Linked DNA regions of Homo sapiens: all the other regions are linked to region 3. A link is a contact called in ENCODE Hi-C or POLR2A ChIA-PET data. All regions are on one chromosome and are shown on one strand. Each heading gives the region's core, a stretch centred on a gene start or an enhancer-like site at or near the end of the contact. The rest is flanking DNA. Distances are from core to core; before and after follow the strand shown.

Evidence for each region. A loop is a pair of places that touch in the nucleus more often than their neighbours do. ChIA-PET counts read pairs that join two places held with the same protein, here RNA polymerase II (POLR2A). Pooled maps may share reads with other maps.
Region 1: a loop to region 3 is called in a map with no recorded cell type, with 16 times the contacts of the local background. The contact joins two enhancer-like sites. A Hi-C loop is called at or near these places in 2 of 37 single-sample maps with no recorded cell type and 3 of 50 pooled maps.
Region 2: a pooled map shows a loop between it and region 3 (29-fold over the local background). The contact joins two enhancer-like sites. A Hi-C loop is called at or near these places in 2 of 37 single-sample maps with no recorded cell type and 3 of 50 pooled maps. POLR2A ChIA-PET finds 5 or more read pairs at or near these places in 1 of 52 experiments (GM12878).

The regions. Positions count from the first base shown.
Region 1 is chr5:151,213,452-151,217,140 of GRCh38, reverse strand. All of the region lies in intron 1 of CCDC69 (coiled-coil domain containing 69), which reads left to right. The region is part of intron 2 of LOC105378230 (a long non-coding RNA gene); the gene reads right to left. Among named protein-coding and RNA genes, the nearest start is that of CCDC69, 8.8 kb to the left of the region's middle. RefSeq lists enhancers at 2,194-2,253, 2,604-2,653, 3,434-3,513, 3,524-3,573. Within about 2 kb of position 1,745, at least 11 of the 41 ENCODE cell types and tissues checked have a DNase peak (open chromatin) inside an H3K27ac peak, as active enhancers do.
Region 2 is chr5:151,122,686-151,126,040 of GRCh38, reverse strand. It overlaps ANXA6 (annexin A6), which reads left to right. Exons shown (of 26, transcript NM_001155.5): 15 at 1,674-1,755; 16 at 3,030-3,124. Among named protein-coding and RNA genes, the nearest start is that of ANXA6, 33 kb to the left of the region's middle. RefSeq lists an enhancer at 1,696-2,196. Within about 2 kb of position 2,065, at least 21 of the 41 ENCODE cell types and tissues checked have a DNase peak (open chromatin) inside an H3K27ac peak, as active enhancers do; they include GM12878, where a contact is called at or near this core.
Region 3 is chr5:154,383,816-154,387,023 of GRCh38, reverse strand. GALNT10 (polypeptide N-acetylgalactosaminyltransferase 10) reads right to left here. Exons shown (of 12, transcript NM_198321.4): 7 at 594-711. Among named protein-coding and RNA genes, the nearest start is that of MIR1294, 38 kb to the right of the region's middle. RefSeq lists an enhancer at 2,020-2,169. Within about 2 kb of position 1,748, at least 6 of the 41 ENCODE cell types and tissues checked have a DNase peak (open chromatin) inside an H3K27ac peak, as active enhancers do; they include GM12878, where a contact is called at or near this core.

The DNA.
Region 1 (3,689 bases), core at 496-2,995, 3.2 Mb after region 3:
GTAATGATCAAGTCAGGGTATTTGGAGTTTCATCACCTCGAGTATTTATCATTTCTATGTGTTGGGAACGTTTCAAGTCCTCTCTTCTAGCTATTTTAAAGTATACAGTTCATGGTTGCTATGGAACATTAGAATGTAGTCCTTCCATCTGGCTGTATGTTTGTATCGTTTGACCAGCCTTTCTTCATTCCCCGCACCCCACACACACGTCCTTCCCAACCTCTGGTATTCATCATTCTAACAATGGGTCCACTTCTGCCTCTTTTGCTAACTATTCTCTTCCCCAGCCTTGATTTCTCTGTCTGTACCTTGACTCTGGGGGAGGCTTTCAGGTTCCAAGAGAGGTACCTTTTTCTTGTTGTTGTTAATTTCTTTGTATATAAGTAATTCTTGAATGCGTTGTTGCTTTAAAAATCCTAAGAATTGGCCAGGCGTGGTGGCTCACGCCTGTAATCCCTGCACTTTGGGAGACTGAGGCGGGCGGATCACCTGAGGTCAGGAGTTTGAGACCAGCCTGACCAACATGGTGAAACCCCGTCTCTACTAAAAATACAAAAATTAGCCGGGCGTGTGGCACGTGCCTGTAATCTCAGCTACCCAGGAGGCTGAGGCAGGAGAATCGCTGGAACCTGGGAGGCAGAGGCTGCAGCGAGCCGAGATCGCACCACTGCACACCACTCGCTCTAGGTGACAGAGCAAGACTCAGTCTCAAAAAAAAAAAAAAAAAAAAAAAATCCTAATAATTTAGGTAAAATGTAAAATGGAAGCTACCCTTCCTTGACCACAGTAATTTTAGTCCATTCTCTGGAGATGACAACTGTTATCAGTTTGTGCTTTTCTAGGTACTTTTTCCTATGCATTTTTTTATCATTAGTAATAGTTGGCCGGGCATGGTGGCTCACGCCTGTAATCCCAGCACTTTGGGAGGCTAAGGCGGGCAGATCACCTGAGGTCAGGAGTTCAAGATCAGCTTGGTCAACATGGTAAAACCCTGTCTCTACTAAAAATACAAAAATTAGCTGGGCATGGTGGCACATGCCTGTAGTCCCAGTTACTGGGGAGGCTGAGGCAGGAGAATTGCTTGAACCTGGGAGGTGGACGTTGCAGTGAGCCAAGAATACACCACTGCACTCCAGCCTGGGTGACAGAAAAGAAATAGTTTAGTTTGGATATTGGTATTTTACCAAATGCCTTTCCATCTTTGTACATAAAGGTCTACTTCACTCTCTTAAACATATGAATGAAATGACATAGTATTATGTCCCTGAGTATATCCAGCCAGTCCTCAGTTTACAGCATTTCCCTACTGCAAATGGTCCTGCCCTGAGCATCCTGTGCATCCTCCTTGTCCTCACTAATGGGTACTTATTTCTGTTCACAGTGCTACTGTAGAATTAGGAGCATGCTGCGTGCAACTTGGGAGATGGCTGAGCTCTGTCATTCTCTGCTTTCAGGCAATCCCGCCCTCTCTTTTACAACCACCCTTACACTGTCTGCTGAAGAACAGGGGATGGTGTGGAGGGCTCCAGGTTCTCACCCAGGCCTCCTGAGCAAGGGACCCTCCTTTCCTGCTCTCCAGAGAAGCCCCCTCCATGACCAGAGCTAACAGCTGAGTGTGTCAAACTGCCTCTGCCCTGCCCAGAGCAAACAAGCCGGACAGGATCGACAGAAGATGAGATAGCAAGATGACCTCACTCTGCCCCTTCTTCCCCATCCACAGCATGTCAAAACCAGAAGGGCTCTTACGTATCCCATTGCACAATTCCATGCCATGCAGAGGAGGGTACAGAAGCACAGAAAAGGAAGAGTGTCCACTCAAGGTCACACAGCAAGCAGATGGCAAGCTAGGACCTTGGCTCTGGACTCTCAATTTGCCATTGGACTGTGAGACAGGTATCCAGGCGCTCAGCCTCAGATGGCAAGCTAGGACCTTGGCTCTGGCCTTCCAGTTTGCCATTGGACTGGGAGACAGGTATCTGGGCCCTCAGCCTGTCTCTTTCCCCACCCCCATCCAGCTACTGACACCATTTTCTGTCCAGCTCCTTCAGGGTCCTGCCTGCCAGGCTGACCCAAATGCTAGAAATAATGTCTAGTGCTTTTGCCAGCTCCAGGCCCTCTGAGGCAACCAGAACTAGCAGACACCCTGGGAAGCTGATATGGGACAAGAAAACGGGAGCCCTAGGGAGGAAGAAAATAAATAAGGTGTATTAGAAAGGCTTTCTCTAGGCCTCAGTGTCATCGTCTGTGAAGTGAGGCCTTGCACTCAAGGCCCTTCTGATGCTTGTCTGCTGTGGTCTGGCTCACCAGGTGCAGGGGTATTTAAGAAGGAAGTGGTCCTTTGCTCCCCTGAGACACCTCATCAGTTGGTCAGATAGGAGCAGTGGAGACCACATCCGCCCCTGACTTGTGTGCTCTGGGGGTCCTGCAGGTGTTCAGAGCATAGGCCGTGTCCCCGGTGCAGCGGAGTGGTGCAGCCTGGCACTTCTAACTTTAAGTTGGTTGTACAATCACATTGGACTGTCCTCCAGCCAGTGAGGAAATGTTGACCACACACTATATGATATGAAGGGGATGAATTAAATCTTTAATGTCCCTGGCAGTGTTTGAGTTTCAATGACATCAAATTCAGGCATTACTTTGGCAGAATATCTCTGCCCATCTTAGAGATGGGGAGGCTAAGGCCTGTATTTATGGTGTTCTGTCTGAGCTTCTGTAATTCGGGTGTGAACACTAACATTTCTCAACAGCCCTGATCATTTAGGCCCCGCCCTTCCTCCCCGAAGGCCCTGGAGTGGGGCCCCTTGGGCCACACTCCCCGCCTCCTTCCTGCCTCTACCCTCGGCCAATAGGCTCTGACTGTGGTTACTTAGATCCCAGCACTAGTGGTGCTGGGCCAGACACCGGAAAGGCAGCTCTGATATTGAGGAGGGTGTGACCTGAGCCCCTTGAGACTTAGAATCACCTCTCCCCTACAGGCTCAGCTACTCAGATAAAGCTGACCCTGGCATCAGGGGGACGGAAAGGACTCTAGCCTCAGCTGTGAGTCTGGATTCTCCCCAGGGCTCTGCTTCCCTGCTTTGCAGCTTCTGACAAGTTATCTGCCCACCCACCTCTGGGCCTCAGCTTTTCTATCTGGAAAAAGGAGGTGGGGATTGGAGTCAGCTGCCTCCTGGGGCCCTTCCAACCCTGCTCTGGGTTCCCGTAAGCCTTCCTCAGCCAGGATAGGTGTGATAGAACTACATGCTCAGAGGAAGCCAGGCCTGTGATGTATGGGACACGGAGGAGCTGGGTGAACTCTTAAGGAGTCTTCTTTAATTACTAAATTCTCTAAGTTAAGCAGGAACAATGAGGACACAAAGCACTTAATCAGAAATACACAAGCCTTGAAGGCTGACAAACAGAATGGAGTGATGGCTCCCAAAGAGGGCTAGCTCAAGTCTCTGCAGGACAGGCTGAACCTCCCTCAGGGCTACTCTTACCTTCCATCCTACTAGGATTCCCAAGGTAGGGAATAGCTGGGCGGCTTCTATCCAAGTTGCTTCTGCCTAATTCACTCTTGCCTGGTGAGGCTCAGAATTTGAGGGTAGTTGGCCGGGCATGGTGGCTCACGCCTATAATCCCAGCACTTTGGGAGGCCGAGGCGGGTGGATCACTAGGTCAGGAGATTGAGACCATCCTGGCTAACATGG
Region 2 (3,355 bases), core at 816-3,315, 3.3 Mb after region 3:
TTGTCCTCCTGAGCATCCTCAGACTGGGGGTCCACAAAGGACAGGAATGAAAGGTTTCACTAAAGTACTTTAGGCAAACCATTCCAGAGACTGCAACACTTGGTCCACACAAAAAAGCATGGGACCTTGGAGCTCTCTGTTACTTATTCGCTATGTAACCTTTGGAAGGTGCCCCCTCCCTCTGGGCCTCTATGTCTCCATCTTTAAAGTGAGGGGTTAACATGGCAATCTCGGTGATCTCTTAGGGCTCTTGAGCTCTGATGTTCTAGGACAGTGTTCCCCAAATGATAAGGCAAGAGATCTTTGCAGATGATTGTAGGTGATGTGAGAAGTGAATTTAGTTTGGCAGGGTTGAATAACGCTGAACTCCACAGAGTGAATGAGAAAGGCACTCCTTTCCAATTTCATCAGCGTTTCTGATTACGTCAAAGAGGAAGTCTTGGTTTGGTGCCGCCGTCTCTGCAACACTTGCTGATTTTCCTTTTTCACAAAGAGAAAGCTGAGAGAGCTCGCTTTAAGTTTCAGAGCTTCTGGCAAGTAGAGGCATCATGTTAAATTTCATGGTATATCACCTCTTTTGTTTTTATTATGTTGATTTTTGTGGTAAATTGTCAGTTTATGATACATGGTATCAACTTCCTAATTCATGGTAGTTATATAAAATTAATTTCATCCATTCCTTTTTTTTTTTTTTTTTTTGAGACAGGGTCTCACTCTGTTATCCAGGCTGGAGTACAGTGGCATGATCATGGCTCACTGCCACCTCCCCAGGCTCAGGTGATCCTTCCACTTAGCTTCCCAAGTAGCTGGGACCTCAGGTGGACACCACCACACCTGGCTAATTTGTGTAGAGACAGGGTTTCACCATGTTGCCTGGGCTCATCTTGAACCAATGGGCTCAAGCGATCCTCCTGCCTTGGCCTCCCAAAGTGCTGAGATTACAGGCATGAGCCATTGTGCCAAGCCTCATTAATCCACTTAACAATTATTTTTTGAGTGTGCCTATTATGTCAGACACTGTTGTAGGCACCTGGGATATGTAACAGGATAAAACGGATACAATTCCTTGCCTTTTGGGAGTAATTTTAAATGCACTTCAAAAATTGATGCATTTAAGTAGACAGAAAAGAAGTTGAATTACATAAAACCATTAAGAGATGGCATAGTGTGTGTGCTAATTTGGAATAGTGAAAGTCCTTTAGGAGTGACTGAAATTTGGGAAACTCTGTTCTGGTATTTCAGAACTTTTCTGCTGCCTTTTCAGGGGGAATGACTCTTTAAGAGGCAGAGGGGGCCTCGGGGGCAGGGTAGGATTCAGAAGAATTGGGGATGCCCCGGTGGAATAAGCAGCCAAGGGGCACTAGAACCGAGGCAGATCCCGTGGCAGGCGGGAGCCTAGCCAATTTCTCTTGATCAGGACTTGCCCTGCTCCCAGCCCTGAGTCCCTCTCTCCCTCTCTCTATATCTTTCTGTCTCTTTCTCTCTCTCTCTCTCTCTCTCTCTCAGCTCTCGTGCAGGGTCTGTCTGCTGTGGCTTCACCTCTGCCTCTTTCCCCACCCACGCCGCTTGGTTTGGGCTCATGGGGTGAGCTTCCCACCCTCGCATGCTGTCTTTCAGCCTGGTCCCCAGGGGGGCCTTCAGACACCTGCTGAGTCTCTTTCTGCTTCTCACAGCTGAAGGGAACTGTGCGCCCAGCCAATGACTTCAACCCTGACGCAGATGCCAAAGCGCTGCGGAAAGCCATGAAGGGACTCGGTATGGGGGATGGGAAGGGAGCAGGGTTGGTCTCCAGGGCAGCAGGTGTGGTGGGTTTGGCCGTGGGCTGGCAGGGGATGGAGTGAGGTTTCAAATTAGAGTCTGCAGGATGAGGAAGGCTTGATCTCAAGTTTCCACCCTCCTAGCTCCCAGAGTATAGAGAGGAGGGGCAGGAGAGGGTTCATAAGGAACTTGGCAGAAGCCCTTTCCAGGGACCAAGGTGTCCCCCAGCCTCCTGGAAGCAGTATCCTGGCACTGAAGAAAGTACCAGGTCACAAAATTGGCATGGTGCCCTGGCTCTGCTGCTGACTCACCGTGTGACTCTGGGTGAGCCTCTCCGCCACTCTGGGTCTGAATTTCCCTATGTGTAAAATCAGGGCTGTGGACCCTGGAACCCAAGAGCCCTCCCTCATTCTGTGGTGGGAGTGTGCCCTGCTGGGCAGGTCTTTCAGACCTATATTTGGCACCAGTGGGAAGAGTACTGCACCCACAGGTTCAGATCAGCTGGGCCTGTGCTCAGAAAGTCCAGCCTGGGACAGGCCATCTAGGGTTTGGCTTTCTTTGCCTTTCTGCCCCATCTGTCTGACAGCAACTCCCAGGAGGCTTTAGGTTAAGTCCATCACCCTCCTGAGCCTCCTTTCCATGTGTCTCATGGGAATGATGATACCTGCCAAGCTCGCCTGGGACTGTAGGATGCTAGAGGTAAAAATGCCATGAAAGACCCCTGTGCTGGGTCTGTGGTTGATGGCATTAATCTGAGAAGCAGGAAGTGATATTCTAATGCCTTCCAGAGTCAACCTGCTGTGGTTAGAGGGACTCAGGGTCCAGCTTCCAGAGAGCTGAAGAGAAAGGACATAGAGTTGCTAACAGGACTTGGACTGTCAGGGTTGGAAGGATCCCTTGGTGACTACTCCAGCCTCTTCATGTTACAGATGTGGAAACCAAGTCCCATCAAGGGAAGGGGACTTGCCCAGGGTGGGCAGCCATTGCCAGAGCCAGAACTAGAACTCAGAGGCACTGACTCCCAACCCAGTGCTCTCTACCTCCCAGCTGTCCTTTTTCCTCAGCGTGTCAAAAGGAAAGGGAGGGAGGAGTCCAGCAGAAATCAGTGGCCTGAGCCATAGGCAAGCGGACTGCAGGGACTCAGGAGCACATGGCCGCTTAGCCAGGCTTCTACCCTGACAAAGATCGATGAGGGGCCATCAGTGGGCGGTGCATGGGGAAAGCCGAGAGCCACAGGCCTTCTTCTGAGGCATGTGGCTTTGGTGACTCAGGGACTGACGAAGACACAATCATCGATATCATCACGCACCGCAGCAATGTCCAGCGGCAGCAGATCCGGCAGACCTTCAAGTCTCACTTTGGCCGGGTAAGGACCTCCTCCTGGGCTCTCTGTGCAACATGCATGCACCTTGCCTGATTGAGCTCAGCCTGTCCCCATCGGTTCTGCACAGTTGGGCACCAGGGTCTTCATGGCAGAGGGACCCTGTGTGGTCATATGATCTCAGAGTGTCTCCAGCACTGGGTTTGGGCAGACATATCTTTCCATGCCCCCAGTTCCTTGTGATGGGCAACACTTGTGTGAGTTGCTCAGTGGACT
Region 3 (3,208 bases), core at 499-2,998:
GTAGTATTATTATTCCCTTATTTCAGATGAGGAAAGAAAGCTCGGGGGGGTGATCTAACTTGCCCAAAGTCAGATAGCTCCTGATGATGGAGCTGGGATCTGAATCCAGGCCTTTGTAACTTTACAACTGGAGCTTATGCTCACTGGTCTTTGTCAAACTCCTAGAGCAACAGGTACAAAGGGAAAACTTGGGGTGACTGAGAGGACTCCTCTAGGCCTACGTATCCTGTTTGGCCTTCCTAGCTTCTCTGGCCCACTGCTTATTTGCTGGACATCTCAATCTCAGACCTGCCATCTGAGTAGAAGCAAGACCTTATTCCAACATCTTAAGAAGACACAAGGCAAATGCCAGTCAGAGCTGTGGTGAGGACCAGCCTTTGGCAGCTGGAGAGTACTCCCCTTCCCTCCCACACCCCCCCACCCCACAACAAAGAGTGGCCCATGAGCCCCTGTCTTCTTCACCTGATGGGCAGAAGGGCTACAGAACCCTGAGGCCTCCAGTCTTTCCAAGCTCAGGCAGAAGCTGAGACACCTACTGGGACAGGCACTCAGGAGGCTGTGCCAAGAACGGGGCGTCTGGAGAGCTGGCTCACCTTGAAGGAGATTTCATACTGCTCCCCTCCCCAGATCTCCAAGCCTGGGTCATACCCGCCGAGTTCCCAGAACCACTTCCGATCCACGGCGAACAGTCCACCGGCCATCACGGGAGACCTGTCAGAGAAGAAGAACATGGTGTGAAGGTGCAGATGTCCTGGCCACATGCTCTCATGTGGCCCGATAATGCCATTCCCCCAGCGGCGGTGTTCCATGCTGCTCCCTGAACACAGTCCAAGTGTCTTCCAGGGAATCCAAGGCCCTTCCAGGCATCCCCCTTTCTTTCCTACAACTTCCTTTCATAAGAGCTACATTTTAACCAAATGGGACCCGAAGTTCCTTTACACAATTAACACCTAAGAGTACTTGTGAAATGAAATCACAGTACTTTGTCCACATGGGCCCTGTAGCTGCATCATAAATATGTACATGTTAGTCCTCTCACTAGTTAAATGGTCCAAGTTGGGGGTCTCTCCAAGCCTGTCTGTGTTGTAGAATCTCTTAGAGAGATGAAAAAATATACAGCTCGCTGGGCCCCACCTCAGACCTGCTGAAACAATCCTTGCGGGAGGCAGCCTAGGGCTCTGTGTTTTTGAACATGCTCCTTTGACAACTATTACTCAGTAGGCCAGCATGGACGTTTGTTCTGCTGTGGTGTTTACAGAAGAAGCCACTGTCTCTGTCTTTTCAGTTAAACTGGGAGATAAGATTAACTCCATTCATTCATTCTCTAATGAGTTTGTTCATCCCATGCCAGTTGTGAGGGAGGTGCTGGAAGAATCTCGAGGTCAATGAGAGTCCTTCAGGAGATGTTGGTGTAGTGGGGCAGCCCCCTCAAGACAGAGGGTGCATAAGGGACTCCGGGAGGTAGAGACAGCATTACAGGAATCTGAAAGGAGTGTGTCTGTTTCCAGCTTTTGGGGTAAGGAGGATGGCTGGGGCAAGGGTCAAGGAATGAGGCTCAGGGGAGGTGGCATTTAAGTGGGTTTGGACAAGAGGAAATTTGGGAGAGGGAAAGGCACTGAGGGGAGGATAAAACGTCAGCAAGGACACAGAGACGACAAATCATGCAGTACCCACGGGAACAGGAAGTCCGCCTGGCACCGTGCTAAGTGAGGAAACGTCATGCTGCTGACTGTCAGCGTCCCCCAGGGTATCTCGCACAAGACTGGCACCTGGTAGGGGCCAACCAGCGTTTGCTGTGTGAAAAGCTATCAGAGTGGCTGCATCCTTGTCTGGATGCACTGGAAAACTCCAAACCCTCAAATCCAAACATTCCAGCAGCAACCTCCATTCCCCCTCCTGGTCCCTGGAAGTGCAAGCTCATGGGAAGTAGGCTGATCGAATAAGCTCTTAGTCAACCCAAAAGCTGCCCAAGCAGCTCCTCCTTCCAGTAGCAGATGAGCCTTTACAGCACAGGCAGGACTCCTTTAAAAGGGGAGCCCCTGAATATTTACTGAGGGCTTGAATATGCCGGGTGCTGTACGGAGCTAATTTATTAATAAAATGAATTTACTCTTCACCTCGACCTCATGTGGCAGGCCTCATTATCATCACCATTTTACACATGTAAAACTGGAGTGCAGACAGGGAACTTGCTCAAGGCCCCATGGCTAAAAAGCAGCACTGCTGGGATGTGAATCTCTAATCTAAGCCACAGTTCACACCCCTCGCCACCACAATATACTGCCTCCAGGCAGGCAGGAACACTCGAGAAGCAGGTGATGCATGCAAAGAACAGGGCGTGAGAAATTCGGAACCCTCACTCTCATTTCTGCTTTCCTTAACCTGCTGTGTGACCTGAGATGCAGCGTTTAACCATTAACCCTGTGCTACCCAGGAAGGAAGCCACTGGCCACAGGTGATGACTCTGCACTTAAAATGTGACTGGTATGAACTGACATGTGCTGTGAGTGTGAGATACACACCAGATTTCCAAGACTTAGGATGAAAAGAGTATGAAAGAACTCATTAATAATTTTAAAGTGTTGGTTACATGTTAAAACGATAATATTTGAGGTATACTGGTTTAAATAAGATACATTATTAAGATGAATTTTACCTGTTTCTCTTTACCTTAGAAAATAATATCACATATGCAGCTTGTATTATATTGGACAGTGCTGATTTAACCTCTTTGAGCCCTATTCCCCATCTAAACAATGGAGTGATAGCTATACTTCCTATCCCACGTTGCTAGTGATACGGTTGGCTACGTCCCCACCCAAATCTTATCTTGAACTGTAGTTACCGTAATCCCCAGGTGTCATAGGAGAGACCTGGTGGGAGGTAATGGAATCATGGGGGCAGTTACCCCCATGCTGCTGTTCTCATGATAGTGAGTGAGTTCTCATGAGATCTGATGGTTTTATAAGGGGCTTTTTCCTCTTTGCTCAGCACTTCTCTCTCCTGCCGCCTTGTGAAGAAGGATGTGTTTGCTTCCCCCTCTGCCATGACTGTAAGTTTCTTGAGGCCTCCCCAGCCATGTGGAACTGTGAGTCAGTTGAACTTCTTTTCTTTATAAATTACCCAGTCTCAGGCAGTTCTTTATAGCAGTGTGAGAATGGATTAATACAGCTAGAATATTTCTAAAAGTACCCAGTACTATAAGAAA